6 separate regions of the Homo sapiens genome follow, and regions 2, 3, 4, 5 and 6 are each linked to region 1. The links are chromatin loops, found by intact Hi-C in ENCODE. Cell type or tissue: endothelial cell of umbilical vein. All regions are shown on one strand.

Evidence for each region. A loop is a pair of places that touch in the nucleus more often than their neighbours do. Peaks named below come from ENCODE experiments on the same cell type or tissue, not always from the same donor. Only the 100,000 strongest peaks of a DNase experiment are listed, where the experiment ranks them.
Region 2: a loop joins it to region 1, with 14 times the contacts of the local background. A loop is called at or near these places in 19 of 110 quality-filtered maps.
Region 3: a loop joins it to region 1, with 15 times the contacts of the local background. A loop is called at or near these places in 59 of 110 quality-filtered maps.
Region 4: a loop joins it to region 1, with 10 times the contacts of the local background. A loop is called at or near these places in 3 of 110 quality-filtered maps.
Region 5: it touches region 1 in a loop (6-fold over the local background); 2 of 110 quality-filtered maps call a loop at or near these places.
Region 6: a loop joins it to region 1, with 5 times the contacts of the local background. A loop is called at or near these places in 7 of 110 quality-filtered maps.

What each region holds. Positions count from the first base shown.
Region 1 is chr7:23,710,609-23,715,608 of GRCh38, forward strand. It overlaps STK31 (serine/threonine kinase 31), which reads left to right. Exons shown (of 24, transcript NM_031414.5): 2 at 1,491-1,537; 3 at 1,626-1,678. Among named protein-coding and RNA genes, the nearest start is that of STK31, 2.9 kb to the left of the region's middle. In endothelial cell of umbilical vein, a CTCF peak has its summit at 2,009; a DNase peak (open chromatin) is centred at 1,973.
Region 2 is chr7:23,652,183-23,657,182 of GRCh38, forward strand. No RefSeq gene overlaps it. Among named protein-coding and RNA genes, the nearest start is that of FAM221A, 26 kb to the right of the region's middle. RefSeq lists an enhancer at 2,953-3,453. In endothelial cell of umbilical vein, a CTCF peak has its summit at 2,519 (motif pointing right); no DNase peak of the experiment used is centred here.
Region 3 is chr7:23,544,961-23,549,960 of GRCh38, forward strand. No RefSeq gene overlaps it. Among named protein-coding and RNA genes, the nearest start is that of TRA2A, 15 kb to the left of the region's middle. RefSeq lists an enhancer at 5-54. In endothelial cell of umbilical vein, a CTCF peak has its summit at 2,203 (motif pointing right); a DNase peak (open chromatin) is centred at 2,201; H3K27me3 peaks cover 154 bases.
Region 4 is chr7:23,084,150-23,089,149 of GRCh38, forward strand. The region is part of intron 1 of LOC105375186 (a long non-coding RNA gene); the gene reads right to left. Among named protein-coding and RNA genes, the nearest start is that of KLHL7-DT, 19 kb to the right of the region's middle. In endothelial cell of umbilical vein, a CTCF peak has its summit at 2,063 (motif pointing right); a DNase peak (open chromatin) is centred at 2,062; H3K27me3 peaks cover 160 bases.
Region 5 is chr7:25,095,843-25,100,842 of GRCh38, forward strand. No RefSeq gene overlaps it. Among named protein-coding and RNA genes, the nearest start is that of CYCS, 27 kb to the right of the region's middle. In endothelial cell of umbilical vein, a CTCF peak has its summit at 2,766 (motif pointing left); a DNase peak (open chromatin) is centred at 2,749.
Region 6 is chr7:24,662,775-24,667,774 of GRCh38, forward strand. PALS2 (protein associated with LIN7 2, MAGUK p55 family member) reads left to right here. Exons shown (of 12, transcript NM_001303037.2): 6 at 816-947; 7 at 2,814-2,913; 8 at 3,247-3,315. Among named protein-coding and RNA genes, the nearest start is that of PALS2, 92 kb to the left of the region's middle. In endothelial cell of umbilical vein, a CTCF peak has its summit at 3,087 (motif pointing left); a DNase peak (open chromatin) is centred at 3,047.

The DNA.
Region 1 (5,000 bases):
TCTGTGCCATTTAAGTTTCAAAATCCCTTATAAAATAAGTGTCAGAGAGCTACGTGTACCCGTTTCTTCCAAATTTTCATCACGAAGTGGAGATTTGGACGTACTATTTTGTGATCTCTGTTTGCAGAAAGTGGGTACGGCATCAGTGCCTTCATAATCAGGGCAAGTCATTTTAAAATAAGATTTAAAAACTACTCTAGAAGTAGCTTCTTGGAGTGTGTGGAGAGATTTCCAAAGTAATTTTAACTTTTACTGAATTTAAGCCTTAATGCTTTCCGTGGGAATATATAGTCTCCCTAAAAGTTATTACAGCTTTTCAGTCAGTTGAATTTAAAAACTGCTTTTTGACCAGTAGAAAAGAACCCTTGCTTTGGAGACATTTTCATGCCACTTACGAAAAATTTTTTTAAAAAATTAAGTTGTGACAAAGTAATCCATTTTTAAAATTTTATTTTTCTGTGATGAGGAGTTAATGTTTTCCTTTTCATAATGAGAGAGCATTTGAAACTTTAGTATAGTGGTGTTCCTAGACAACTTTTAAAGCTCTTAAAAAATTGCGGTGGCTTAGGCCTGTAATCCCGGCACTTTGAGAGGCCGAGGTGGGCAAATCACAAGGTCAGGAGTTCAAGACCAGCCTGGCCAACATGGTGAAACCCCGTCTCTACTAAAAATACAAAAATTAGCTGGACGTGGTGTCACGCGCCGGTAATCTCAGCTACTTGGGAGGGTGAGGCAGGAGAATTGCTTGAACCCGGGGGGTGGAGGTTGCAGTGAGCTAAGATCTCCAGCCTGAGCGACAGAGCAAGACTTCGTTTGGGGGGAAAAAAAAAAAAACCCATAAAAAATCTGTGTTTTAATTTTCCTTCAACACTTATGAATGGAAAGTGCAGTATTTTAGTATATTACAGATAAAATTACATAGTGTACATTTATTTTGGAATATTTTTGCATTTGATAAAGTATAATATTATGTAATTAAAATTATTTTTGAAGTAATAGGCAAAATTTTAGGTATTTTTGCAGTCTTTAATCCCACGGAATCTTCAAAAATAGTAACCACCGTGCCTTTTACATAAAATAGACTACCAGTTTAAAGCATTTGTTCTATTACTTGTAATGTTTCTCTTTGTTTACATTGTGGAAGTCCTTTTTATGGGAGGATATTTTCTAAAAAAAGAATATGTACATTGTTTCAAAGTATTGATTTATGTAAGTGATCAAAATGTATATGAGTTCAGTATAAGTTTGTAAAAGTTTGGCTAGAGATAATTTTAAGGATAGAGATTATATATGATAAAATTGCATCTACTACAAAATACTCAAAAGAATTAGTTAGTGAAGGAAATATTGAGCTCATTTTTAATATAGAGTTTGAATTTTGATAACTGCATTTAGGACAAAACATTTGTAAGAATTGAACATGATGTAGTTTAGTCTTCATTCATTATTAATGGTGGATTATTGTAATCTAATTTAAGGTATTGTTCTAGTTTTTCAGGAATTGTTCAAATGGATGAAGATACACATTACGATAAAGGTACTGACACTAAAAATTATTTTGGGGTGTAAGAGCTAGATGATACTGATTAATTTCTAATTTTCCTTGTATTGTGATTTGATTTTAGTGGAAGATGTGGTTGGAAGTCACATAGAAGATGCAGTAACATTTTGGGCCCAGGTAAATAGCAAACTGGTTGATATCCCCCCTCACCTCCCCCAATCCAGTTCCTCCCCAACAAAAACAAAAATAAAACCCAGGAATAAATACATTTGTCATTCTCATTGCCTAATATTTATTGAATTATTTATCACCAGGCATTATTAGGAGACAAATGTTGACAGCTGTGATGTTACTTGACTCATTATGAGTCAAGTGTTATGCCCATAATACACCAAGTTTGAAAAAAGAAAATTGGCAAGATTGTGATTTCAGAATTCCACTCAATTCTAGGCTGCTTTTGCTGGATTCTGAGAGCCTGTTGTATTTGTGAAGTTATAGCCCCATCTAGGGGTCTTTTATAAGATTGTTTCTTGAAGGAGGATAAGTTAAAAATCTCGGTCGTTTTTTCTAATGGCTTAAATTTGAGATGTGGTATTTTTCTCATTATAGAATTGGAAGCATGAATGAAACATTTCTGATTTTCTGTTGGGAGGGTGTCAGTTAGGTAAGGTTACTCAGTTTTAAATACAAAGCAAGCACTGAAGGGCTGTGTTCCACAATTTAAGAAGGTAAATTCCTCTGATGCACAGAACGACCTGCTAATTTTTGGTTTTGTAAACTATACATGATACGGAAGGGAAAGAAATTACGTTTCTCTATACTCCCTACAGCATGGGAACTCCTTTTGGTGGGGGGTGAGGTGAACTCGTAATGTGGGAAATAAGGAGAATATATGAGAAGAAAGTTCTAGAAGAATATGATTAACCCAGAGTTCTTAAATATATAGTCATGCATCACTTAATGACTGGGATACATACAGAGAAATGCATCATTAGGCAACTGCGTCGCTGTATGAACATCATAGAATGTACTTAGAGAAACCTGGATGATATAGCCTACCACATACCTAGGCCATGTGGTGTACCTGTACCTCATGTTACTGTACTGAATGCTGCAGACAATTGTAACACAATATTAAGTCTTTATGTATCTAAACATGAAGGTACAGTAAAAACATATTATAAAAGATTAAAAAGTGGTACACCTGTATAGGGCACTCACCATGAATGGAGCTTGCAGGATTAGAAATTGCTTTGGGTGAGTCATTGAGTGAGTAGTGAGGAATGTGAAGTCCTGGGACATTACTGTACACTACTGTATACTTTATAAATACCATACACTTAGGCTACACTAAATTTATAAAAATATTTTTCTTCAATAAACCTTAGCTTACTGTAACTTTTAATAAACTTTTGACTCATTTGTAGTAACACAGCTTAAAACAAACATTGTAGAGCTGTGCAAAAATATTCTTTACGTCCTTATTCTAAAGCTTTCTTCTCTTTTTAAACTTTTAATTTTTTTTTACTTTAAAAACTTTTTGGTTAAAAACGAAGACAAGATCTTCAATATCACTGTCTTTCACTTCCGCTTCTTGTCCTACTAGAAGGTCTTCAGGGTCAGTAATGTGCATGGAGCTGTCATCTTCTGTAATAAAAATGCCCTTTTGGAATACCTTCAGAAGGACTTGAGGCGGCTGTACAGTTAACTTTTTTAAATAAGTAGGAGTACACTAAAATAAGAAAAATTATAGTAAAAAAAAATATATATATACACACACACCAGTGACATAGTTATTTTCATTACCAAGTATTATGTACTGTACATAATTGTATGTGCTGTGCTTTTGTGAGACTGGGGCACGGTAGGTTTACACCAGCATCACCACAAATATGTGAGTAATGCATTGTTCTATGATGTTACAATGGCTAGGACTACACTAGGCAATAGGAATTTTTCAGCTTCATTATAATCTTACGGGACTACTGTAGTGTGTGTGGTTCATTCTTTGACCACAATGTCACTATGTGGGGCATGGCTGCATGTAAAAAAAAATTGTAGAAGGGTGATGTTATAGAAAACTTGGGGCAAATTCGTGTGTCTGCTTATGCACATATATTTGGCAAATTTGTTTCTGCTTATGCATATTCTCTAAAGGTTGCTCACACGTTCTGGTTCCATGCCCATTGTCTCTGTATTAGTGACAACTGCATCACTCTCAACAGTGTCCCAGGGTGGATGATAAATTATATTTAAGCTTATTATACAGAAACATCATTTATCAGTGTAAAAAGATTTTCTAGACTAGTGCTGTCTAGTAGAAATATATGAGCCATGTAAGTAATTTTAAAACATTTTTGGCAGCCACATTGAAGAAACTAAAAATAGCAGGTGACATTTTAATAAGTACATTTTATTTAACTCAATATATCCAAAATATTGTTTCAAAATATAATTAGCATAAAAATGTGAACAGGATAGTTTATATTTCCTTTTTAATATTGTCTTTGAAATCCAGTGTGTATATTAGACTTACAGCATATCTCCTTAGACTAGCCATATTTCAAGTGGGTATTGGCTATTGTATTCACTAGTGCAGCTCTAGACTTTGATTTCAGTTTACTTTATTTGTGAATATGTTGATTGAATTTGGAGCAAATTCAAGAGTCAGCAGTTTTTTTTTTGTAAAGGATCAGATGATGAGTATTTTACCATTTTTAGGCCATACAGTTTGTTTTGCAGCTATTCAATTCTGCCAACATAGTGCAAAGCAGCCATAGACATAATGTGAATGAGTGTGTGTAGCTGTGATGCAGTAAACTTTATTTACTAAAACAGGCGGCTGTAATTTGCCAACCTCTGAGTTAAACCATGAAGTTGAGGCTCTTGTAGAAGAACGTTTAAAACAGGAAACATGCGCATGAAAAGATTAAACATTAAAACTACTAATGGTATATAAATGAATGTAGTGGTTATTTCAATAAGCAAATTGGCAAATTTGGTTGGGGTTATGGTGGGATATAGGCATAGAGAAGACTAGAGATTTGGAAATACGCGTAGGCAGATTAGGATGAAAATCTGCTCACGTGTATTCTCCATTTTTTTTTGCCCTGTGGGCTTCTGCCTTATAAACCACTTATAAGCAAACACTTCAGATTGGATGAGTGGCAGCTGAAGGAATCTGACGTATTTGACTCCACCTGTTTCTTTGAAAGAACAAGCTTCTGGTCAGGCATGGTGGCTCATGCCTGTAATCCCAACACTTTGGGAGACCTATGTGAGAGGATCGCCTGAGCCCAGGAGTTTGAGACCAGCCTTGGCAACAGTAAGACCTTGTCGCTACAAAAAAAAAAAAAAAAATTAGCCAGGCATGGTGGTGCATGCTTGTGTTCCCAGCTATGTGGGAGGCTGAGGGTGGGAAGATTGCCTGGGCCCAGGAGATTGAGACTGCAGTGAGCTGAGATTGCACCAAACAAACAAACAAACAAAGAGCTCCTAT
Region 2 (5,000 bases), 58 kb before region 1:
ATTTTTATCCTCATGTTGTAACTTTTTTTGTCCATAATAAGGATTTTTTTTCTTAAAAGTGTATTTTGTCTGATACTAAAATAATTGTCTCAGAATACCATTATACTATCTCAAAATACAATTGTTATTTCTTTTGGTTAATATTTGCTTGTTTTTTTTTTTCCCATCCTTTTCCTTTGAATTTTTTCCCCCTGTGTGTTTTAGATGTGTCAATAGCCTATGTTCAGATGTTTTAATTTCTTCAATCTGAGACTCTTTTTCTTTTAATTGGTGAGCTTAATCTATTTACCTTTGTTGTGATTACTGATACGTTTTCATTTACTTGTCTTATTTTGTGCTCTTTATTCTTGTTTTTTTTTTTTTGAGATGGTGTTTTGCTCTTTTGCCCAGGCTGGAGTGAAGTGGCCTGATCTTGGCTTACTGCAGCCTCCATCCCCCAGGTTCAAGTGATTCTCCTGCCTCAGCCTCCCAAGTAGCTGGGATTATAGTTGCCCGCCACCACGCCTGGCTAATTTTTGTATTTTTAGTAGAGACGGGGTGTTGCCATGTTGGCCAGGCTGGTCTTGAACTCCTGACCTCAGGTGATCCACCCACCTTGGCCTCCCAAAGTGCTAGGATTACAGGCGTGAGTCACTGAGCCTGGCCTATCCTTGTTTGATGTAGGAAAACAAACAGCTTTTTCTGTTACTACACATATACAACACAGAACAATTCTGTGACCAAAATGTGGGAGGGTGATTTCTCCCCACACCAAGCAGTTCTTCAGCAGACACCAGTTGGGTGTCTGTAATTCAGTTCAGTTCTGACATGATCTACCAGGACATAATGTCAGGTCCCACAGGTTAAAGGCTTCATCCCATACAGTGCCATTTCAGGTGCCAATCAGTGACCAATTGGCTATAAACTGGGGGTTCCCATGACCGTCTTTTTGGGTTTAATTTGCTGGGGTTGCCCCCAGAACAGAAGGTAACACTTCACTTACATTTACCCATTTCCTAAAAGGATATTTAAAAATATACAAATGAACAGCCAGATGGAAGAGATACACAGGGCAATGGTATGTGGGAAGGGGTAGAGAGCTTCCATGCCCTCTCCAGGTGCACCACACTCCAGGAACCTCCACTTGTTCAGCAATTTTGAAGCTCTCCAAACCCCGTCCTTTTGGGTTTTTGTGAGGGCCTCATTAAGTAGGCATGATTAATTATGTCGTTGGCCATTGGTAATCAACTCAACCCTCATCCCCTCTCATCTCTCTGGAGGTGGGGAAGGTGAGGCTGAAAGTCCCAACCCTCTAATCACATAGTTGGCTTGCCTGGCAACCAAACCCCCCATCTATTAACTTTACCATAGAAAAAGACACTACTTCAGAGATTGCAAGGGTTTTTGGAGCTGTGTGTCAAGAAACAGGATGGGGTGAAAACCAAATATATATTTCTTATTATAAATCACAATATCACAATCCTTGTTTATGCTTTCATTTTTTCCCTTTCTTGCTTTCTATTAAATTCTATTTTCTGTATTTCTCTGTAAGATACAGTGAATTTCTGAGTTTCTCTTCAAAGATTTAGCCTGCTAAATTCCTTGTCCTTTGTTTTCAAACTCACCTTTCTTGTTCTTCCTTGCCCCTAGTTACTATAAGCAGCCTACCCCCTTCCCGTCAGCTCTAATCAATACCTCACATCTGTTCCCTTGGTTACCTGTACTCATTGTTGCCCCAAAACTGCACGTCTCACACGCTCCACCACTGTACCTCACATCCCCCTTCTCTTGTGTATTTAGAAAAATATTTGCAAGTAGCCAATCGGGTCAGCTCAGATTATGCGGTCCAGCCCCAGCCCATGGGGGAGTGGCTCAGAAGTAGGGACTATGTGTCAGGAATAAAACCTGCTGCTCTCCATTGGTGTGCTCTTGCGATCTTGATTGATGTGAGTGGCACCCTTCTGCAGAAGTAAATTGCCTTGCTGAGACAACTTTTGTCTGAGTGCTGGTTTCACTTTGCGGCACCAAGCATTTATTCCTAGAGCATTTTTATATCCAGCAATTCTAGGGGCTCGTCCAGGATCCCCATTCATCTTTGGGAAGGGGTCTTTGGTCACCCTACCCAGGGGAGATGCATTCCACTGCCCTGTTGCAGTGGCCTCAGGGATGGGAGATCAAGAGCCACCCATTGTGATGAATAAACCTGGACTCCCAGCAACGCGGGGAGGAGAGGCTTGCAATTCCACAGTGACCAGGTAAACTGTGCACAGACCAAGGTAGGAAACGTTGCAGGGGCAACAAAGTACTTCCTTGGTGGTCGGGATGGTTGTCAGGGCATTCTGGAGGATGAAAGTGTGTGAATGGTAACAAGCACTACTGTGCAGAGTGAGTCCAATCTCTGGTTCCATGGTCACCTCATACAGCTTAGGGAGTCCTGTCAGGGGTTTATACTGACCTGCCATTAATGCTGAGAGGGACCTGAAATATTCCCTTGAGGGAAGTTCCTGGCCAGAGCAGATGAAGTGAAAGAAGGATGCAAGGAGCATCCAGCAGGTGGGGCTAAAGGATAGGCAAGACATTTCTAATATGTTAGAATTGAGCCTTAGTAAAGCTTCCAGTGAAGGATAGGCAAGAGATCCCCTAATATGAGGGGTTGAGCCACAAGGAACCCCCCAAATAGGTAAGAAATCCCTAATATGAGGGGTTGAGCCACAGCAAGCCCCCCGCTAGGCAAGAAATTCCTAATATGAGGGATTGCGGCTAGCCAAGACCCAATATGGGAAATATTACAAGCAAAAAGGATAAGAATAGTGACAAAGATATACCACCTGATAGCCCCCTAGATCCCATGAAAAAAGATAAGAATAGTAACAAAAATATGCCACCTGATAGCCCCTAGATCTCATGCTAAAATGTTGGGAAGATAATGAAAGACCATAAGAAAAGGCAACAAATGATAAAATACTGCTGTTCTATTTGGATTCAAAGACCTATCCTCAATCCCTCAATCTTCTGGCCAAAGTTTGGGTCGACTGAGGGGATGCTATGTCAACTTTTAATTCAACATGTAAATAATAAAAGCCCAGTTTCTCAAGAAGAACTGGACTATGCTCTTTGTTGGAAGCAAAGACCTGTCCTTCCTTTTCCCTTATGCACCTGCCCCTACTGTAAAGACAGTGAAGGAAGGGGCTCAGGGGATCTGGCAAAGAAAACAGCACACAGGATCCCCTAGATCATCCACCACCTAATACCCCTAGTCCCCCACCTAATACCCCCAACCCTTCCTATCAGGCCCAGCCTAAGTCCCCCTCTCTGAAAGGACTCCAAGTTCCTAATTCACCAGGTGGTTTTTGCCGGGCTACCAACATCAAGGATCTGCCGCAACATGTTGTCGGTGTCGTCCAGCCTATAATGCGCCCCCGCGGCAGGCAAAGCTCATGTTCCTGCCCCGCGGCTGGTCCAGGGTCTCGGCATCATATTGACGGCGGCTATGCAGGACACGCGCGCCAGGCCGCAACCTATGCCCCGAGCAGACTACATTACGGAACATCTACCTTACTTTTGCCGGGGCCAAGTAATACGGGGCCTCAGCCGTGGCTCCAAGCAGCTAGGCATCCCCGCAGCTAAGTTTCCTAAGTAAGTAGTAGATAATCTTTCAGCTGATATATCCACTAGCATTTATTGTGGTCAGGCCAATGTTAAAGTGAAAATATCCACCAGAAAAGAACTTTTAATTCTTTAAAGTCACTTATATTAAAATGTACCACCAGAAAAGTATTACATGTATATAAGGCTATTCTGTTAAAAAGGATGGTTTAACATTAACTACTGATAATTCACCTAACGTGGCAAGTTTCTTAACAAGAGATCCAAATCTAAAAAGAAAGCACACATGTTTAGATTTAACTAATTATAAACGTCCGGCCAAACTTGGGAGAAACCCTCTTCAGGAATGATTAAGGGAAAAAGAATGCAACAGGTGTTCAGTAATTAATAAAGAAGTTACTAGAAAAATAAAGTCTAAGTGTTTAATAAAAGTCTATTCAAATGTATAAGTTGTATGCACTTAGTCAAGCTTTAAAGTACCTGCAGGACCAGGAAAGAACCAGCTATACTAATTCTAAATACACCTTTACAGTGACTCATACATTTAGAAAATTTCAGACTAAATTAATAGTAAAAGTCAAAGCCTTGTTCATGAGGAGTTAATCACCCAAGTGTCTATTGTCCATGTCTCCAAGCACCAGAAAACCTGTCTTTTAAAATAACCTAGCAAATCAGATAAGCCAGATAGGCTGCTGTTTCTCCTGTAGGCGCTAAAGGGAACTCAAAAAAATGTTACCCATTAAAGACCCCAAGCTACGTATAGCACAGTCAAAGTTTATTCGTGTATAGGAATTTATACCCTTAGCCAAACAAATCTAGAGACTTGGTTGCCATAGATCAAATGTCTTCTGTCTTCCTATTACCCTAGTAAAAATCCAAACTACTTTTCAAAACAATCCACTGCCAACATTCCTACATACTTGGTTTATCTTCCGCTTTCTCTTCCCTCAAAACTGAAAATTTTCCAGTACAGGCGCCACCCCTAGAGTTCCCAGTACATCAACACCAACCTAAGGAGCCGGCCTGATGCTTCTAACCACTAAAACTGAGTCCAAACAGCAAGAAAAGATGGACCCATCCCACCCAAGTCAAGAAAGCACTGCCATCCCCGAAGTCATGGCCCATTATCCAAGAGAAAACCCCCTCAAACTAAGGTTAAGAAAAGTTTAACTCTCTTTTATCTCTTCTATTGCCCTTTCTTCTTTCCTCATTCTATTGCTGACCTTGTTATCAATGTAACTGAGTCAGACTCACCCCAAATCATTACCTTTGATGCCTTGTTATACCTTGTAAAGAGGATGAACAATGGCAAAGGTATGTCTCTACTTTAGAAAAATACCTCTGCCCTTCAGAGAAGCCACTGACCCTACGCCCTGCTCGTGGCAGGGGTATGAAGGCACCCCAAGTTGGGAGAT
Region 3 (5,000 bases), 170 kb before region 1:
TTCACCTTGCTGTAGCTCAGAGATTCTCACCTGGAAGCAATTTTTCCTACCTCCCCAGAGGACATTTGGCAACGTTTGGAGGTATTTTTAGCTGTCACAACTGGAGATGGTGCTACTGACATCTAGTGGGTAGAGGCCAGGGATGCTGTTAAACACCTTACAAGGACAATGTACAGGATGGCCCCTCACAGCAAAGGATTATCAGACCCAGATGGCAATGGCCAAATTGAGAAACCCTGACTCTTTTCTGTAGGCACTACTTCCTCTTTAGCCCTCTCAGATCATCTGTGTTTTCTCATACCACTGGGTTTGGAGGCGGAGTGGGAGTCTTTTTCCTTTCTTATTGCTGCTTGCAAACAATTCTCCCTCCCCAAATCCTTAAAAAAGCCCAGCTTAACTTTGAATTTTACATCATCAGACATTATCACCCACTACCTCTCCTTACTGCAGTCATCTACAGATTTTCACTCCTTTCATTGTCATTCTCTCCAACACTAAAACCATCTTAAACCTTGGTGACTTCATCATCCACACAGATGATCCTTCCAACATCTTGGACTCTCAGTTCCTTGTATTCCACTCCTGCAGGGAGTACGACTCTCCACCACAGTCACTTCCTCACCTACATTGCCATAATTGCCATCATCTGAATTCCACTTTCTGAGCACTACATCCTATCATTTTAGCCCACTCCCTATAGTAGGTTTATTTCAACAAATTTTTGATCTCATTAGGTAGTGAGTGATAATGTCTGATGATGTCATTAGGACAACCAATCCATCAATCAACTGCATAGTATTTATACTATGAAAATCAACAAATCTACAAATTAGTGTTCTTTTCCTCTTTCTTTCAGAAAGCTAGTTGTTAAACATTTAACTCTTGTGTATTCATGGGATATACCTTAAGCAATCTATGTATGTGTGTGTATGTATATATATGTATGTATATATGTACACATATATAAAATGTTGCTTTGCACATTTAAACATTTTATATACCTGGTTTACTATAGTATGTTTTCTGATATAACTTTCCCTCCACAGCATTTAGGTTATGAGATGCATTCATGTTGATATGTGTAACTCTGGATTACTGTTTTTTTGTTTTGTTTTGTTTTGTTTTTGAGACAGAGTCTCACTCTGTTGCCCAGGCTGGAGTGCAGTGGCATGATCTCAGTTCATTGCAGCCTCTGCCTCCCAGATTCAAGTGATCTTCCCACCTCAGCCTCCTGAGTGGCTGGGACTATAGGCCTGCACCACCATGCCTGGCTAATTTTTGTATTTTTAGTAGAGAAGCAGTTTCGCCATGTTGGCCAGGCTGGTCTGGAACTCCTGACCTCAGGTGATCCGCCCGCCTTGGCCTCTCAAAGTGCTAGGACTACAGGTATGAGCCAAGGTGTTGGCTGGTTCATTCATTTTTACTGTTCTGCCCTACACGGCAAGAATGTAAGCTCCATGAAGGCAAAGATTTTTATTGGTTTTATTTTCTGCTATATTCCTAGGATTTGGAACAGTGCCTGGCACAAAGCAGGCTCATATTTATTTGAAAAAACAGGCCCAGGACAGTGGCTCACACCTGTAATCCCAGCACTTTGGGAGGCCGAGGTGGGCGGATCACTTGAGGTCAGGGGTTTGAGACCAGCCTGGCCAACATGGGGAAACCCCATCTCTAATAAAAATACAAAAATTAGCTGGGTGTGGTGGCTCACACCTGTAATCCCAGATGCTTGGGAGGCTGAGGCAGGAGAATCACCTGAACCTCGGAGGTGGGGGTTGCAGTGAGCAGAAATTGTGCCACTGCACGCCAACCTGGGCAACAGAGTGACACTCCGTCTCAAAATAAAAAAAGAAAGAAAGAAAGAAAAAGAAATGAATGGTGTGCCTGAAATTCTACCTTTGCCACTTATTTAATTTAAAATATTGCTAGGTTATTTTTCTTTTTGTTTCTGTTTTTGGTTTTTATTTTTTTGCTGTCCCTTGCGGAGCAGGGCTACCCCATACGCGGTGTGCGCGGAGTAGCCTATGTTGCTGTTTGGTAGCTTAGTAGATCTTACTACACTGAACCACTTGGGTTTTCAAACCTTGTCAAGGAATTTATTTTGCATATCATTTGTAACCAGAAGAGGGCAAGCTTGGAGAGAAAAAGAAATTGGTGAGAAACGGAAACAAGTCCTAAATGCAGGACGCTGCCTGTTTTGAATGTCTACAGCCACCAGGTGGCAGTATGAGCATGCTGGAAATTTAAGGTCGGTGATCCAGGCTACAGAGGTCTCCAGATGCAGATGGGTGCCCCAAACTTACACATTTTCCACTTTATTTCTCCTTTTGGCCAACTTGTCATTTTTTAACATCATTATTATGCAGATTTATATAAGTTGATACTTTCTATTTTCCCTTACATTTGACAATACTAAATTTAAAATATTGGCGCATAACAGATAATAAAAATCACAAGGCAGGGGGCAGTGGCTCACGCCTGTAATCCCAGCACCTTGGAAGCCTGAGAGAGGAGAATCGCTTGAGCCCTGGAGCCTGGGCAACATGGGGAGACCTTGTCTCAAAAAAAAAAAAATCTACGCGTGGTGGTGAGCACCTATGGTCCCAGCTACTTGGGAGGCTGAGGTGGGAGGATCACTTGAGCTCAGGAGGTCGAGGCTGCAGTGAGCTGTGCCACTGCATTCCAGCCTGGGCGAGAGCGAGACCATGTCTCAAAAAAACAAAAAACAAAAACAAAACAAAACAACAAACAAAAAGACAAAAAGCAAAACAAAACAAAAAACTCATATAACATACAAATCACTTTTAAGCCTGTCTGCTTCCTTGCTTTCTGCCTGCTTGCTTGCTTCCTTTTCTTTCTTTCTCTCTCTCTCTTTCTCTCTTTCTTTCTTTCTTTCTTTTCTTTGTCTTTCCCTCCTTCCCTCCCTTCCTTCCTCCCTCCCTCCCTCCTTTCCTTCCTTCCTTCCTTCCTTCTTGCCTTTTCTTTTCTTTTCTTTCTTTTTTGACATGATCTGACTCCATCACCCAGGCTGGAGTACAGTGGCACGATCTCGGCTCACCGCAACCTCCGCCTCCTGGGTTCAAGCAATCCTCCCACCTCAGCCTCCTGATTATCTGGGACTACAGGTGTGTGCTACCATGCCTGGCTAATTTTTGTATTTTCTGTAGTGATGGGGCCTTGCCATGTTGCCAAGGCTGGTCTCCAACTCCTGAGCCCAAGCAATCTGCCTGCCTTGGCCTCCCAAACTGCTGGGATTGCAGGCTGGAGTCACTGTGCCAGCCCTTAAACCATTTTAAAGTGTAAAAATCAGTGGGTTACCTTAAACCATTTTAAAGTGTAAAATACAGTGCGTTTTAGTATAATATATTCACAATGTTGTGCTACCATCACCATGACCTAATTCTGGAATATTTACATTAAACCAAAAGGAAACCTTATACCCATTCAGTCACTTGCCAGCCTCCCCCCATCTTCTGACAAGTACTAATCTACTTAATGTCTCTATGGATTGCCTGTTCTGGGGATTTCAGGTAAATGGAATCATACAATATAGCAACATTTTTTTTTTTTTTTTGAAACAGAGTCTTGTTCTGTTGCCCAGGCTGGAGTGCACTGGTGCAATCTCAGCTCACTGCAACCTCTGCCTCCTGGGTTCAAGCGATTCTCCTGCTTCAGCCTCCAGAGTAGCTGGGATTACAGGTGCCTGCCACCATGCCTGGCTAATTTTTGTATTTTTAGTAAAGACTGGGTTTCACCATGTTAGCCAGGCTGGTCTTGAACTCCTTAACTTAGGTGATCCACCCATCTCAGCCTCCCAAAGTGCTGGGATTACAGGCATGAGCCACTGCACCCGGCCAGCAGCACATATTTTTAATCGCAATATTTATCTATGGCATCATACAGATGGACACTGGAGACAGATGGGGGACGTTGAAGGCACGTGAGGGATGAAAAACTATCTGTTCGGTACAATGTACACTATTCAGGTGACCTGTGCACTAAACATCTAGACTTCACCATTCCACAATTAATCCATGTAACCAGAAACCACTTGTACCCCTAAAGCTATTGAAATTAAAAAATGTTATAAAGGACTTATCTATGGCATCGAAATAAGGCTATGTTTTTAGGAATTTCATCTAAAATATCAAAGTTATATACAAGGTGGAAAAATATACATTTTGGAACAATTAGTAACCCTAACTTCCTTTAATATTACATAATAAAAATTTAAGGGCTACCTAAATTGTGTTTGCCTGCCTTCTTGGGCAGGGACGCACTTTGATTGTCTTAATTGCAATGAGATAGAGACTGAAGAATGGAAGTGATGGAGAATGATTAGCAGGATTCATGTTCCCTTAATTCCCTAGCAAATAAAATGCAAAGCAATATCCAGACATTACCCATCACGTTTTCAAGCTCCTACGTAGTCTTCATGGCTCTGAGCTCAGAGCTGGCTGCAAGTGGTCCCTGATGGGTTTTGCCCACGGCACAGGCACGGCACCTCTGGAGACAGCTGGGCTAATGTTCAGCAAAGGTTGGCAGAAGCAGGGAGAGGGGTTTGTCTTCCTTTCATAACTTTTCCAAAAATAGAACTTGTGAGTTCATGGCAACATTTAGTCACAACTTAATTTTGTAAATAGAGACAGGGTCCCACTCTTTCACCTGGACTGGCATGCAGTGGTGTGATCATAGCTCACTGTAGCCTTGAACACCTGGGCTCAAAGAATCCTCCTGCCTCATTCTTTCAAGTAGCTGGGACTTACAGGTGCGCACCACCATACCCAGCTAATTTCTTTTGAATTTTTGGTAGAGACAGGGTTTTGCCATGTTGCCCAGGCTGGTCTTGAACTCCTGGGCTCAAGGGATACTCCCACCTTGCCCTCCCAAAGTGCTGGGATTACAGGTGTGAGCCACCATACCCGGCCTCCTTCTTTTTCTTTATTATTATTATTTTTTAGATGGAGTCTTGATCTGTCACCCAGGCTGGAGTGGAGTGG
Region 4 (5,000 bases), 630 kb before region 1:
TGTTTAGCAACAAAGCCTGATATTTATTCAAAGGAAAGGAGAAGGAGCAATTTCTTGTCTGCTTTATGATTTCCAAAAGATACTAGTATTTTCAGCTGAGTTAACAAACCCCTTCCCAACAAGGGGTGCGGCATTCAGGAGAAAACCACAGTCCCTGAAGAGGAGCTTACAGGATAGGTAAATGTCATCTATGAGCTTGTCCATCTATCCCCATGACTATACAGTTTTGGGGTGACAGAGTCCCATTATAATGGGTCAAAACAGAGTACGCATTCTAGAAGGAAGTTAATATTCTTACCTGCCACATCAAGAGTTACCGAGGCTCCTCCAGAGATATGGCTAGCTGTCCAACAGAAGCTGTGGCAGAAGGTCTGAGGCCCCATCACTCTTGGGCTTGCCTGGCTATTTCTGCCATCATTGGTTCAGGTGCTGATGGCTCCCTTCAGAACACTGGGCAATCCTTCTTCCAGTGGCCAGTTTTCTTACAGTGTGCACACTGATTCATGCCTAAGGCACAGTGACTTGGACATCCAGCTTTGGGTTTCCTACCTTTCAGCTTCCCTTGTTCAGTCCAAGAGCCAGGAGGGCAACTCCATGTGGGAGGTGAGCTTAAGGCTGCAACCAAGAGCTGCACCTTGTGGGAGGTCCTTCTTGCTCTTTCTGCTTCCTCTACTTTGTCCTTGTTATTAGAAATTTAAAATGCCATATCCAAAAGCTGTTCTAGGTTAGGCACAGTGGCTCATGCCTGTAATCCCAGCACTTTGGGAGGCCAAGGTGGGTGGATCACCTGAGGTCAGGAGTTCGAGACCAGCCTGCAACATGGTGAAACCCCATCTCTACTACAAATACAAAAAAATTAGCTGGGCATGGTGGCGCATACCTGTAATTCCAGCTACTTGGGAGGCTGAGGCAGGAGAATCACTTGAACCCAGCATGCAGAGGTTTCAGTGAGCCGAGCTCATGCCATTGCACTCCAGCCTGGGCAACAAGAGTGAAAATCCGTCTTAAAAAAAAACAACACAAAACCTGTTCAATAGGAGTTTGGGGACCCATAGCTGCTTTTTGCAGTTTCCTGTGGATATCAGGGGCAAACTGGAATATAAAGTGTACTCCCAAAGGGTTTGTCCTTCCCTTGAGGCAGGATCAGTGTTAGTATATTTCCTGATTGCCTCAACTAAACCCCCTTGAAACAAAGCTAGATTCTCGTCTTTGCCCTGTGAAACTTCCTTAACCTTTTCATAGTTAACAGGCTTTTTCATACATTTCTTTATCCCTTCCAACAAACAAGAGACCATATTATCTCTACTCCCCAAGTCGTCACTGCACCTTTGATAGTTCCACCCTGGATCTTGATCTGGAACTGCTATACCTCCTGCCTGATATATATTATGGTTAGGGTTACGAGCCAATACCTCATCTGCATGGGTCCTAGCTGTCCCCAAAATGTGTTGTTTTGGCTGAGCACGGCGGCTCACATTTGTAATCCCAGCACTTTGGGAGGCCAAGGCAGGCAGATCACCAGGTCAACAGACCGAGACCATCGTGGCCAACATGGTGAAACCTTGTCTCTACTAAAAATATAAAAATTAGCTGGGCATGGTGGTGCGCACCTGTAGTCCCAGCTACTCGGGAGGCTGAGGCAGGAGAATCGCTTGAATCCAGGAGGCAGAGGTTGCGGTGAGCCAAGATCGTGCCACTGCACTCCAGACTGATGACAGAGCAAGACTCTGCCTCAAAAAAAAAAAAGGTGTTGTTTTTCTTCCACTGTACAACACAGAAACAACAAAACATGCTGATTCTGCCAAGTTAAACTACAGGTGAGAGTTAATTTCTCAAACTCATCTATGAATTTTCCTGGATCTTCAGAGAAATGACCAAACTTATCTTTACATAGAGCCAAATCAGACATAGAAAAGGAAACATACTCTCACAGTGCTCTGGTTCAAATGCCTCTGACACCAGGGCTTCAGAAGGTCACTGGGTGTCTTACTCAACAGTGCATGAGCAGCAGGTTCTGGAGTTACAGCATGGGAGTAGCTCTGTGGAACCCTTTAGCCCCAAGGGGGCGCACTGAGTTTGGTGTTTGCCAAGAGGAAAATAATAGCTAGAAGAACAGACACCTGGACATGTTTCAGCACCCCTGGGGCTTTTTGGAAATACTTGGGAAGGAAAACTCAGAAAAAAAAAAAAAAAAAAAAAAAAAAAAAAAAAAAAAAAAAAAAAAAAAGACGGACTTCCTGCAGTCAAGCATGCACGCTAAATTGGATAGTAAAAGGACCTGTGACTGGTAAGGGTCATATAAGGACATGTTTTTTCCAGGTCACTCTGAATACTTCTTTGCCTCCACTGGATCTGTTTCTTCCTTGGGCTCTGATTTCATAATCTGCTTTTGCTCATTTGTTTTATTTTCCTTGGAGACCTCATCCTGCATCTTCAATGACTTACTGGACATTTTTATATGTACATTATCTCCAACTCAGTTTGTCTGAAATCTACCTCAACCAAAAATCCTTACAAGTCAATAAGAAAAAAAAATCCAAAAGAAAAATGAACAAAAATATAAACAGGCAATTCACAGAAGAAAAAATACAAATAGTCAATAAATGTATGAAAACATGCCTAATCTCATTAAGAATTTTAAAAATAACAAGGAGGTGGGAGGATTGCTTGAGACCAGGAGTTCGAGACCAGCCTGGGCAATATAGTGAGACCCTGTCTCTACAAAAACAACAAAAAAAGAAAAATTAGCTGGGCATGGCAGTGCACACCTCTAGTCCTAGCTACTCAGGAGGCTGAGGCAGGAGGATTGCTCGAGCCCAGAAGATAGTTAGCTATAATTGTGGCACTGTACTCCTGGTGACATAGTGAGACACTGTCTCAAAAATAATAACACTGAAAAGTCTTTTTTTTTTGTATGTCATATTGATAAAGATTTCCAAAACCTAGGATTCCATTGTCATTTTATATATATATATAAAGCTCCTTTTAAAAAGTGATCCCAGCCGAGCGCAGTGCTCAAGCCTGTAATCCCAGCACTTTGGGAGCCCAAGGCAGGTGAATCACAAGGTTGGGAGTTCGAGACCAGCCTGGCCAACATGGTGAAACCCCGTCTCTACTAAAAATACAAAAATTAGCTGGGCGTGGTGGCACACCATCTGTAGTCCCAGCTACTCGGGAGGCTGAGGCAGGAGAATTGTTTAAACTCAGGAGGCGGAAGTTGCAGTGAGCCGATGTTGTGCCACTGCACTCCAGCCTGGCAACAGAGTAAGACTCTGTCTCAAACAAACAAACAAACAAACAAAAAGTGATCCCAATATCTCCAAGCTTGTTACCAGCTTAAATCTGTTAAATCTTTAGGTGCTTTTAAAAGTACTAAGGCAGTTCAAATAACATTTATTGCTCAAATGTACAAAAGCCTCCATGGCCTCATAGTTGTTTTTTAAAAAACAATTTTATTGAGGTATAATGGACATAAAATAAACTGCATATATTTAAAATGTACAATTAGATAATTTTTGCGCCCGTTAAATCATCACCACAATCAAGATCATGAACATATCCGTATCCCAAAATGCTTTCTCTATCCTTTTTTGTTTTTGAGAGAGAAAGTCTCACTCTATTGCCTAGGCTGAAGTGCAGTGGCACAATCTCGGCTCACTGCAACCTCTGCCTCCCGAGTCCAGGTAATTCTCATGCTTCAGACTCCCAAGTAGCTAGGATTACAGGCAAGCACCACCACGCCTGGCTAATTTTTGTACATTTAGTAGAAATGGGTTTTCACCATGTTGGCTAGGCTGGTCTCTAACTCCTGGCCTCAAGTGATCCACCTGCCTCGGCCTCCTAAAGTGCTGGGATTACAGGTGTGAGCCACTGCACCTGGCTTCATACATCTTTTTAATCCTATCTTCTTATTCCTCCTTTTCTTAAACCCATGTCCCAGGCAACCACTGATTGCTTTCTGTCACTAAATATTAGTTTGCATCTTCTAGAACTTTCTATAAATGTGTACATTTATAGAATGATACAATGTGTACTTTTTGTCTATATTATTCTACTCAGCATAATTATCTTGATATTTATGCATTTGTTGTATGTTCATTCCTTCTTATTGCTGCAGAATATTCCATTATATGGATACAGTCCTTTTTTAAATCCCTTTGCCTACTAATGGATAGTGGGTTGTTTTCAGTTTTTGGGTATTATAAATAAATCTGTTTGAACATTTACATACAGGTCTTTGTAAAGACGTATGCTTTCATTTCTTTTGGGTCAATACCTAGGAGTGGAGTAGCTAATTCATATCGGAGGCATATTGTTAGGAAACTGCCAAACTGCTTTCCAAAGTAGTTGTACATTTTGCATTCCCACTTGGCAGTGTATGAGAGCTCCAGTGCTTCCATATTTTCACCACCACTTGATATGGTCAACTGTTTTAAGTTTAGATATTCTTTCAGGTGTAAAGTGGCATCTTACTGTGGTTTTAATTTGTATTCCCCTGATAAATAAAAATGTTGAGCATCTTTTCATGTGATTTTTTCCTACCTATGTATATTCTTTGGAGAATTATCTCCTCAAATCTTTGGCCCATATTTTCCCCAAATGGTTTTTTTTTTCTTACTGAGTTGAGAGTTCATTATATGTTCTGGATACAAGACTTTTATCAGTATGTGATTTGGAAATATTTTCTCCCACACTGTAGTTCGTCCTTTCGTCCTCTTAACAGTGCCTTTTGAAGAGCAGATGTTCTTAATTTTCACAAATCCCAAATTATCAGCACCAAGCTCAGAGGGGCATGTGAAGGTAAAGGGAGACTATATAGAGAAAATACGTAACACAGTGATTGGCGCACAGTAAGTGCTCACTAAATGGTAGTTTTTGTCTATTTTACTGAAGGAAAACATGGCTTAAATACTTAAAACTAATTATCAGCTTAAATCCCTCATTTTCTTACTTTATATGATTGTGAGCCTTGCGGGCAGGAATTGGGGATCAAGGCAATT
Region 5 (5,000 bases), 1.4 Mb after region 1:
ACAACCTCTAGGAGCTGGAAAATGGCAAGGAAACAGATTTTTCCCTAGAATTGCAGGAAGGAACACAGCCCTGCTGACATTTTGATGTGAGCTCAGTGAGACATGGGTTGGATTTCTAACCTATAGAAGTGCCACTTTGTGTTGTTTTAAGCCACTAAATTGTGGCAATTTTTTACAGCAGCAATAGAGAACTAATACCATTACTATCCTTATTGACACTCATATTAACCCATCTTTGGCCAGTGTTATCCTTTTCAAGTTGACTTCCAAGATGAGGGTTTTCTTGCTCCTGATATGACAAGATGTTCCAGGGCCACCTACGGGTTAACTGGTTAATATTTAACTTCTAACCCAACGTATCTGTTGAAACTTGTCCTCTCGAATGTCATTGGTGATTTTTAAATGGAAAAATCCAGTCCTTGTCCTTTTTGTTTTTTTCTGCAGCATTTGATACTACTCTCTTACTCTTTCCTTTTCCAAATGACATCTATCCTCCCTATCCTGTCATTGCCTTTCTTGGGTTTTATTTCCTAGCTCCCTAAAACTGTCCTTGGGCCTCATTTCTTTTTTCATTTCTTTCTTTCTTTCTTTTTTTTTTTTTTTTGAGATGGAGTTTCGCTCTTGTCACCCAGGCTGGAGTGCAATGGCGCAATTTTGGCTCACTGCAACCTCTGCCACCTGGGTTCGAGCAATTCTCCGGCCTCAGCCTCCTGAGTGGCTGGGATTACAGGCACCCGCCACCATGCCCAGCTAATTTTTGTATTTTTAGTAGAGACGGGGTTTCACCATGTTGGTCAGGCTGGACTTGAACTCCTGACCTTGGGTGATCCACCCCCTCAGCCTCCCAAAGTGCTGGGATTACAGGCGTCAGCCACCGTGCCCGGACTTTTTTTTTTTTTTTTTTTTTTTTTGAGACAGAGTCTTGCTCTGTCACCCAGGCTGGAGTGCAGTGGTGCAATCTCAGCTCACTGCAACCTCCGCCTCCTGGGTTCAAGCGATTCTCCTGCCTCAGCCTCCCGAGTAGCTGGGATTACAGGTGCATGCCACCATGCCCAACTAATTTTTTTGTATTTTTAGTAGAGATGAGGTTTCACCATGTTGGCCAGGCTGGTCATGAACTCCTGGCCTCAAGTGATCCGCCCACCTCGGCCTCCCAAAATGCTGGGATTACAGGCGTGAGCCGCTGCGCCTGGCCCCTCAGGCCTCATTTCTTCTTTCTCCACGCTCCTCCCCAGTAATCCCATCCATGCAATAATCTTTCCGTGCCAATGAGACCTAAACAGGTATCTTCCTCCCTATCTCTCCTAAGTACCAATATCTCATTTCCGACGGCTCGTTGATAGTTGCCACCTGCACCTCATATTCATGGCAAAACCTTAATTCCCATTGTCCCCCAACTCTTTCCTATTTCTATTAGTGGTTTTCTCTGACACACAGATTTAAAATCTGGGTATCATTTAAAAATCTTCTTTGTCCTTTGACTCTCCCAAAATAAGAAATATAACTGCTACCAAATGTAGTTTTATGTATTTATTTATTTATTTATTTATTTATTTTTGAGACGAAGTCTCGCTCTTTTCCCCCAGGCTGGAGTGCAGTGGTGCAATCTCGGCTCACTGCAACCTCCACCTCCCGGGTTCAAGCAATTCTCCTGCCTCAGCCTCCCAAGTAGCTCGGATTACGGGCACCAGCTACCACACCCAGCTAATTTTTGCATTTTTAGTAGAGATGGGGTTTTACCATGTTGGCCAGCCTGGTCTCGAACTCCTGACCTCAGGTGATCCGCCTGCCTCGGCCTCCCAAAGTACTGGGATTACAGGCGTGAGCCACTGCACCCGGACAGTACTTATTTATAATATTCCCATTTTTGTTTTGTTTTGCCATGGGAAATGAGAATTTTTAATGTTTGTTTTGTTCTTGAGCACTCCATCCCTGGACACAGACACCCACGAGAAGCTAAATAATTGTCAGAGGTTGCTTTGTGAGTATGGAACCAGAGCATAGGGGTTGGCTGATGTGAAGAGTTAATGGTTTTAGGGAAGTTAATGGTCTCCAGCTAAGACGGTGCAGGTCTTCTTATGGAATTGCAATATTTGAAGTCATTGCTAAGGCTCCTCCTTCGCCAAGAAAGCTTGCATGGTCCCTACTGATGCTTCTGCAACATTTCTTTCTATGCTCCCATGCCTCACCAACCTTTTTTTGATTTCTTCAGAAATGTTAAGACCGGCCGGGTGTGGTGGCTCACGCCTGTAATTCCAGCACTTTGGGAGGCCGAGGAGGGTGGATCACTTGAGGTCAGGAGTTTGAGACCAGTCTGGTCAACATGGTGAAACCCCATCTCTACTAAAAATCCAAAAAAAATTAGCCAAGCATGGTGGCATACGCTTGTAATCCCAGCTACTCGGGAGGCTGAGGCCCGGGAGGTGGAGGTTGCAGTGAGTCAAGATCGCACCACTGCATTCCAACCTAGGTGACAGAGGGAGACTGTCTCAAGAAAAAAAAAAGACAAAAAAAAAAAAGACCTTCAATCTGGTCTCTGGCAAATTTTCCAGGCACATAAAATCATAAAATTAACTGAGATGGATATCTACTAAACTAGAGGTAGATATAACTAGGAGAGAAGCTATAAGTCTTTTTAACACTTGGTATAACTTTTAAGAAATATCGCTTGAAAACAACTATTTGTATACATGCTGCTTATTTGTATACATGCTGCCACGCTACTTGTGGCCTGTGCATCACTGTGGAGTTCAGCGCCCTCTTGTGTTCACTATGAGGCCAAGCAATGCCAGGTCGCCCTGATTTGCCAAGGGGTATTTTTCAATGCATTTTTATTTTATGCGAAGTGTTAGAATTTTGGCTACCAGTTTTTAAAAGCTGCTGTCACCCTCAGAATCACGTGTATACAGAGCCAGCTCCAGGAAAAACTGAGAATAATATGAAGTTCTTAAGATCCCTGATTTTTTCTTTCACCCTACTCTCAAGAACACTTTTTTATTTTTTTATTTTTGTTATACTTTTAATTTCCTCATTTATTCCCTTCAGAGCTCCTAGATAATATCTGACCTTATAATGTGTTATTAAATCATCTAAATTTAAATTTGTGTAATTTTTAGGCTTCCAATAGGTATTTTTATGTATTAAGCATCAAAATATGTAGTAGATATTGGTGGATGGATGGAACAAAGAGAATCCAGTTAGTTGCAACAGGTAATGCAACTATGGGAGGGAGAGGTGGTGAGCAAGAAAGAAGAGAGCTGCGAGGCAGTTTCACTTTTCTGTGATCCACCACATAATACTCTGTGTTCCGAAAGAGCCTAGAAAATAACTCAACATAGGTGAGTGTAAAGACCATAGCCCTTGACAGCCCTGGGTTTGAAACCTCCATTCCTGTGCTCATCAGTTGTGCACACTTGGACAAATTACTTAACCTTCCTGAGCTCTAATTTTCTTTTTCATTTATTTATTTATTTTTGATATGGAGTCTCACTCTGTTGCCCAGGCTGGAGTGCAGTTGTGCCATCTTCACTCACTGCAACCCCCGCCTCCCAGGTTCAAGCGATTCTCATGCCTCAGCCTCCCGAGTAGCTGGGATTACATGTGCGTGCCACCATGCCTGGCTAATTTTTGTATTTTTAGTGGAGACGGGGTTTCACCATGTTAGCCAGGCTGGTCTCAAATTCTTGGCCTCAAGTGATCCACCCATCTCAGCCTCCCAAAGTTCTGGGATTACAGGCATGAGCCACCACATCTGACCCCTGAGCTCTAATTTTCTAATCTGTAAAACACTAAAAACACTTACTTCATAGGGCTGTAAGGAAGACTGAGATAATGTATGTAAAATATTGATAGAATATACAAAATGTGTATTTTTATTTATTCATCTTTAGAGATGGGGGTCTCAAAGTCCTGGCCTCAAGTGATCCTCCCACCTCAGCCTCCTAAGTAGCTGGGATTACAGGTGTAAACCACCTTGCCCAGCCAAAATGTATGTTAAAAATTCATGTTAGCGGGGCACGGTGGCTCATGCCTGTAATCCCAGCACTTGGGGAGGCCAAGGCAAGTGGATCACTTGTGGTTAGGAGTTCGAGACCAGCCTGGCCAACATGGCAAAACCCTATCTCCACTAAAAAAAAAAAAAAAATTAGCTGGGCATGGTGGTGCATGCCTGTAGTCCCAGCTAGTTGGGAGGCTGAGGCAGGAGGATTGCTTGAACTGGGGAGGCGGAGGTTGCAGTGAGCAGAGATTGCACCACTGCACTCCAGCCTGGGCAACAGAGCAAGACTCCATTTCAAAAACCTTTTAGAAAAATAAATAGATAAATAAATAAATTCATGTTAAATTTTTAAGAAAGACATAAGGCAATACTGAAAGGCCAAATCAGACTAACCTGAAATTGCTTATATTTGTAAAAGCGCTGTCCTGAATGATTCTGAGAGAGGAAAGAACATATCGTCCTGGTGAATGATCATTTGAAAACAAAGTGCCATAGCTCTCCAATGCACTGGGGAAAATGTTTAACTTCAAAAAAAAGTTGGCTTTTTAGTCAAAGGCAGGGAACTGACTGTGAAGAGAAAGATTCACAAACTCTTCCAGAATCTCAAAATAACTGACAGATACTAGTCACAGAATAGAATATTTATACCCTAGCTCAGTGTTAAGGCTCAAACAAATATCTAGAATTTACTAAACAGGATTAAATAAATTATACATAGTCATGAAATTCTTCAGACTCACTCTTCAGATAACATAAATAAACATTTAATTTAAGCCCTGTGTAAGACCCTTATTAGAAATTCCAGCCACAAGGTCTGTCAGGCCCACCAACTGCTTCCTAGGAAAAGTACCTTCCTGAGAGCCCTGAATTAATTGATATGGGCCCTAGGTGGTTTTTGGAGTAAGAGAAGGCTATCAGGACAAAGATGGGCACCAAGCAACTTATGAAGTGGCTTGGTTTAAAAAGCTCTACCTGTCAAGGAGAGTTAATCAAGTCAATTGAA
Region 6 (5,000 bases), 950 kb after region 1:
AAAAAAAAAAAAAAAAAAAAAAGAAAGAAAGAAAGACAGCAATTGGTCTGAACCTTCCATCAAATACCAAAAATGCATAATTTAATTAGAATTTAAATTAAAGCAAATAAGCAAAATAGCCCAAATTTCGGAGATCATAACTAACAGTGTTAACTGACATACTTTTATTAATAATGCAAATGTAAAAGAAATGTGTATACACAAATGAATTTAAAATGGAAAATAGTTTCGAGACTTCTTCAGTATTTGTCTTACAATGAATTTAATGTTGATCATTTAAATTTAAGATGAGCATATAAATCAGAGCAAGATGATTAAAAAAGTATTTAAGGCTACCAAATATATTTCATATCTGACTTCAACATCAACTTTTATTGTTTAATTTTGGTTTCAGGGCCTTTTCACAGAGTTCTAATACATCTGAAATATATACCTTAAATCAACTACCTATATTATATTTCAGGATGTTAATTGGATCATAGCATTTACTTGCATTAAAAATTATGCAGTGTTGGTTGGAAAATCAAGTGAAAAGATTGAAGAAAAGTGGAAGAATGGTGGGATAGAATGATTATCAAACTCTTGTTGATTTAAAGTTAGATATTAAAGTAGAGAAGAAGTTTTATTATCTTTCTGATACCAAAATCTGTTAATATTCTAATAACTTGATTTCCATTTATGAGAGACAAGTTCATTATCTGAAGTACTAAATACATTGTCAGTTACAATTAAATCAGAGTGGTTTGACAAGGATTTTTTAAATTCAGTGGCAAGTGATACAACTATAGTATTTTTAATTGTGCTATGTGTTTTAGGTATTTGTGAAGTGTCATTTTGATTATAATCCATACAATGACAACCTAATACCTTGCAAAGAAGCAGGATTGAAGTTTTCCAAAGGAGAGATTCTTCAGATTGTAAATAGAGAAGATCCAAATTGGTGGCAGGTTAGTATGCTTCTCAGAAGTTCCTCAGCTACTTTTCTAATTTTAATCTTAGATCTGATCAATATCTGAATAGTCAGGAAGAATATTAGCATTTGTTACAATGATTTTTCCCACATGAACAGCTCCTGCTTCGTGGCTACTAATTTTGTGGACATAAGATCAAATTGGGAGGGAATTTGCAACTTAATAAGTGCAGAATTAACCAGCCTGTGGCACTAACCCATTGGTTTAGGGATTAGACCAATTGGTTTTTTTCACATGGGTAATTGCATTAAAATATGCTATTGGCCAAGAAGAACTCACTTGGGTCATCCCTTTTCAAAAGATAACTTGGGTTTTGTTTATTTTAAGTAGGAGACTTTTACTGTGAAATAAGTGTGTCTCTTGTCTCCTCTCCCTCATGTTCGTTCATAGCAAGTAAAGCATCATTTCTTAAGGTCTTAATGTCTATTTGCTCCCCTCTTCTCAGATATTGGGAAATGGAGGTTCACTCTATCAGTTTTGTTTGGTTTTGGATTAAAATCTGTGTATATGGAAAGAGATGTGTATTATCACTGTATTTTTCCCTCCTTTTTTCAGAAGATCTGTTTAATGGTATTCTTTTTTCTTCTCCTAATGCAGCTTTCAGAAACCCCTAGCAGCAGTAATAAGTCTGTTTTTGTAATGGTTTATGTTAGCTAACAACCACAATATTCAGAACTGGAAAAACTGACAGGTCAGGAAGTCTGAAATGCCTTAAACTATCAAAGCAAATGAGAGTTTTACTAAAGAACAAGGAGTAAGAGGAAAGGATCCAGGACTTAGCACCAAATTCTAAAATTAACTGAGATGTTGGTAACTCACATTAGCTCTAAATTATAGATCTACTTCTAAGGAGAAACAAATCACAGAATGAGAACAATCTTACTTATGTGTCCTTAAATTTAACTTAAAACATTATGTATAAGTGCACTATGTGTTGAGACAGCTAAGAAATGGGTAAATTAAACAGAATCCATGATTTCAAGAGGTTTCCCCTGAACTTTTTTTAGATCCCTCATTTAAAAAATCTCTCTGTGGCTGTTTCCTTTATTGAATTATTCCAGTTTTCCATTTTTTTTCTTTTTCCTATGAATACGATCTCTTAGTTTTCTCTTCTAACCTGTCACCATTCTCTCAGTTTCTCCCTGCATTTTGATAGTTGGTTACTTTAATTCTGTTTTTCAGGATTTTAAGTGCTTAAAGTTATACTAGATTTTCTATGCTAGTTGTAAGGATAGAAATACTAACTTTGTGAGATAAACCACTAACAGCCAGTTCTCCAGCCACTATTTTAAAATATTTCTCTTTGGAGCTTATTTTAAGTTAGCTGTTTTACATTAGGTGAAGTTTCGCCTAGTTTAAACTTACAAACTCTTGGGATATTCAGACTCCTGGTGGCATAAATTAAAATCTACACTTTATATTCCACATAGTATCTCCTTTTCATTTGGTTTGGCCTGAAATACCAACATAGTAGGATTAAGGTTGACAGTAAATATCTTACTAAAGGGTGCTAGATAAAATGTCCTGTTAATACATCTTATTTAGAATAGCATTTTCCTTTTCTAACTTAGTATCATAAATAAGAAGTTTTAGCAATTTAATTTGTATTTTGGTCCCCACATTTCACTACCAGATGACAGATATGAAGAATTTTAGGTGCCAATTGATTCTTCAGTGCTGAATTGTTTAAATATCTTAACTGACAATGCTATGGATTTAAATCTCAAGGTTGTTTTTAAGAGCAAATGTGACTTTTTTGACTGACCACTGCTTGTCTTACTTAATAGAATATGGTCTCAAATTTTGGTCACTGAGATGTACAATTCATTAATTTGATTCTAGGCTAGCCATGTAAAAGAGGGAGGAAGCGCTGGTCTCATTCCAAGCCAGTTCCTGGAAGAGAAGAGAAAGGCATTTGTTAGAAGAGACTGGGACAATTCAGGTGATGAGCTCGACACAATAAGTAACAAGCAGTCCTTTGTGACCACCTTTCTTTGTCTCTTTTGTCTAAATAAGCAAATGCATTTATTTAAAATATGTCTAGAATGAATCCCTCCCTCTGCTTTCTCTCGCTCATAAGTAATCTTTTTTGATCCCGTTCTGCCACCTGCTGGTAGAGTATCAAAATTCAGTGGCTTAACTCACCTCCACCCTCTTTTGCTTCCTAGGATGCCACATTGGGGAGATAATTCTCCCACCCCTGTAAAATACTATAGGGCAATTTTTTCATATTCTGATATACTGCTTAAGTTATATTTGTTTTATCATCCTTCAGGACCTTTTTGTGGAACTATAAGTAGCAAAAAAAAGAAAAAGATGATGTATCTCACAACCAGAAATGCAGGTAGGTTTTAAATACTTTTTGAGAAGTCCAAGTGAAGTAGCTATATGTCATTTAGTGTGGCATAAACTCTGAATATACAGCTTTAAGTGAGTGTAATTCAGATTAGTACCTAGTTGCAAGGGGCTGACATATGAACACATGGTGCAATATAATATAAATTATTTAAAACCCACATTATATATACTACCATGTGCTTTATTTTGTGAGTATAGTTTACAACACAAAACAAATTGGTTAAGATTTTTGTTTGTCTTAATCAAGAAGCAGTATCATAATTGAAACTATTTGTCCAGAGAATTTTGAAATAGTAATTTATGTGCCATTTCTAAAGGATAGAATGCCTTTGTCAAGATGTTAAAAGAGTTATGTTTAGGGCAACTGTATCCTGCCATAACACTGACCATGATAGTTTTAGAAAAATAGCACTGGACCAAATAAATCTTAGTCTGATCTAATAGAATTCTGTCTTAAATCTTTTAGTCATACAGAAAGAAATATATTTAAAAAGAAAGAAATGGTAACTATATGAGGTGATGGATATGTTTAATAGCTTGATCGAGGTAATCATTCACATTGTACACATTCATGAAAACATCAAGTTGTACACTTTATATACAATTCCTGTTTGTCAGTTGTACCTCAGTAAAGCTGAAAAGATTTTTAAAAACAATGTAAAATAAGACCCCAGACCTGGATTGGCTACTCATTGGCTATTAAAAATAAATAAATAGGAAAGAAGGGAAAGAATGGAAACTACTATATTTATTCTTCCCAGTTGCAGAGGATGACAGAAATAAAAAACAGCTCTATGAATCAGAAATTTCTGGAGGCTTAATCAAAGGAGTTGGCAATTTTAAAAGTACTTTCTTGACTTCAGAGCTACCTCTATGCTGGTAATAAACTAAATAGCACACCATAAAAGAAAATAATATAGAAGGAAGAAGTAGGCTTGCTTTCTCTTAATATTGGTTTAATCTACTGTGGGGAAATTGTGCAAAGAAAGAGTTACTATTAGGATAATAAGCTAAGGAAGGAGTGTTATTACTACAGATTGAGAGTTACAGTAATAACAGGTAATATAATATTTCAAATCATCACTTTGGCCCTATTATTCATAAAATATATGCCCATAAGGCTTTTTTGCAAAATAGAAAATTTGTAATTTTCCCATCGACTAAGATTATAATTTTGGGTTATGTTTCTAGTGAAACAGTTGGATCTAAAATTTATTTTATATGTAAATTTCAAAATCTTAATATTTAAATGTATGTTGTCAGTAAATGTCAGTATGTTGAATTCTAATCAAACTGATAATTGTTGATTTGCCATACAATATTTATTCATTTATATAATTGGAAGGTCACTTGTTCTGTGGAACTTACTTAAGCAACCACGCTAGGTTTACTCCTGTCCTCCGTATTTGCTACATGCTTTCTATATATACTGGTTTGTAATTTGATTATTTATATTAAAGGATTTTTACTGGCAAATTGATAATAAGTTTCAGTGGATAGAATCTCTGATAAGTAAGGATAAAACATAGAATTTTTCTAGCTTGATTAGATAAATTTTTTTTTTTTTTTTTTTTTTTTTTGAGACGGAGTCTTGCTCTGTCACCAGGCTGGAGTGCAGTGGCGCAATCTCGTCTTACTGCAGTCTCTGCTTCCTGGGTTCAAGTGATTCCC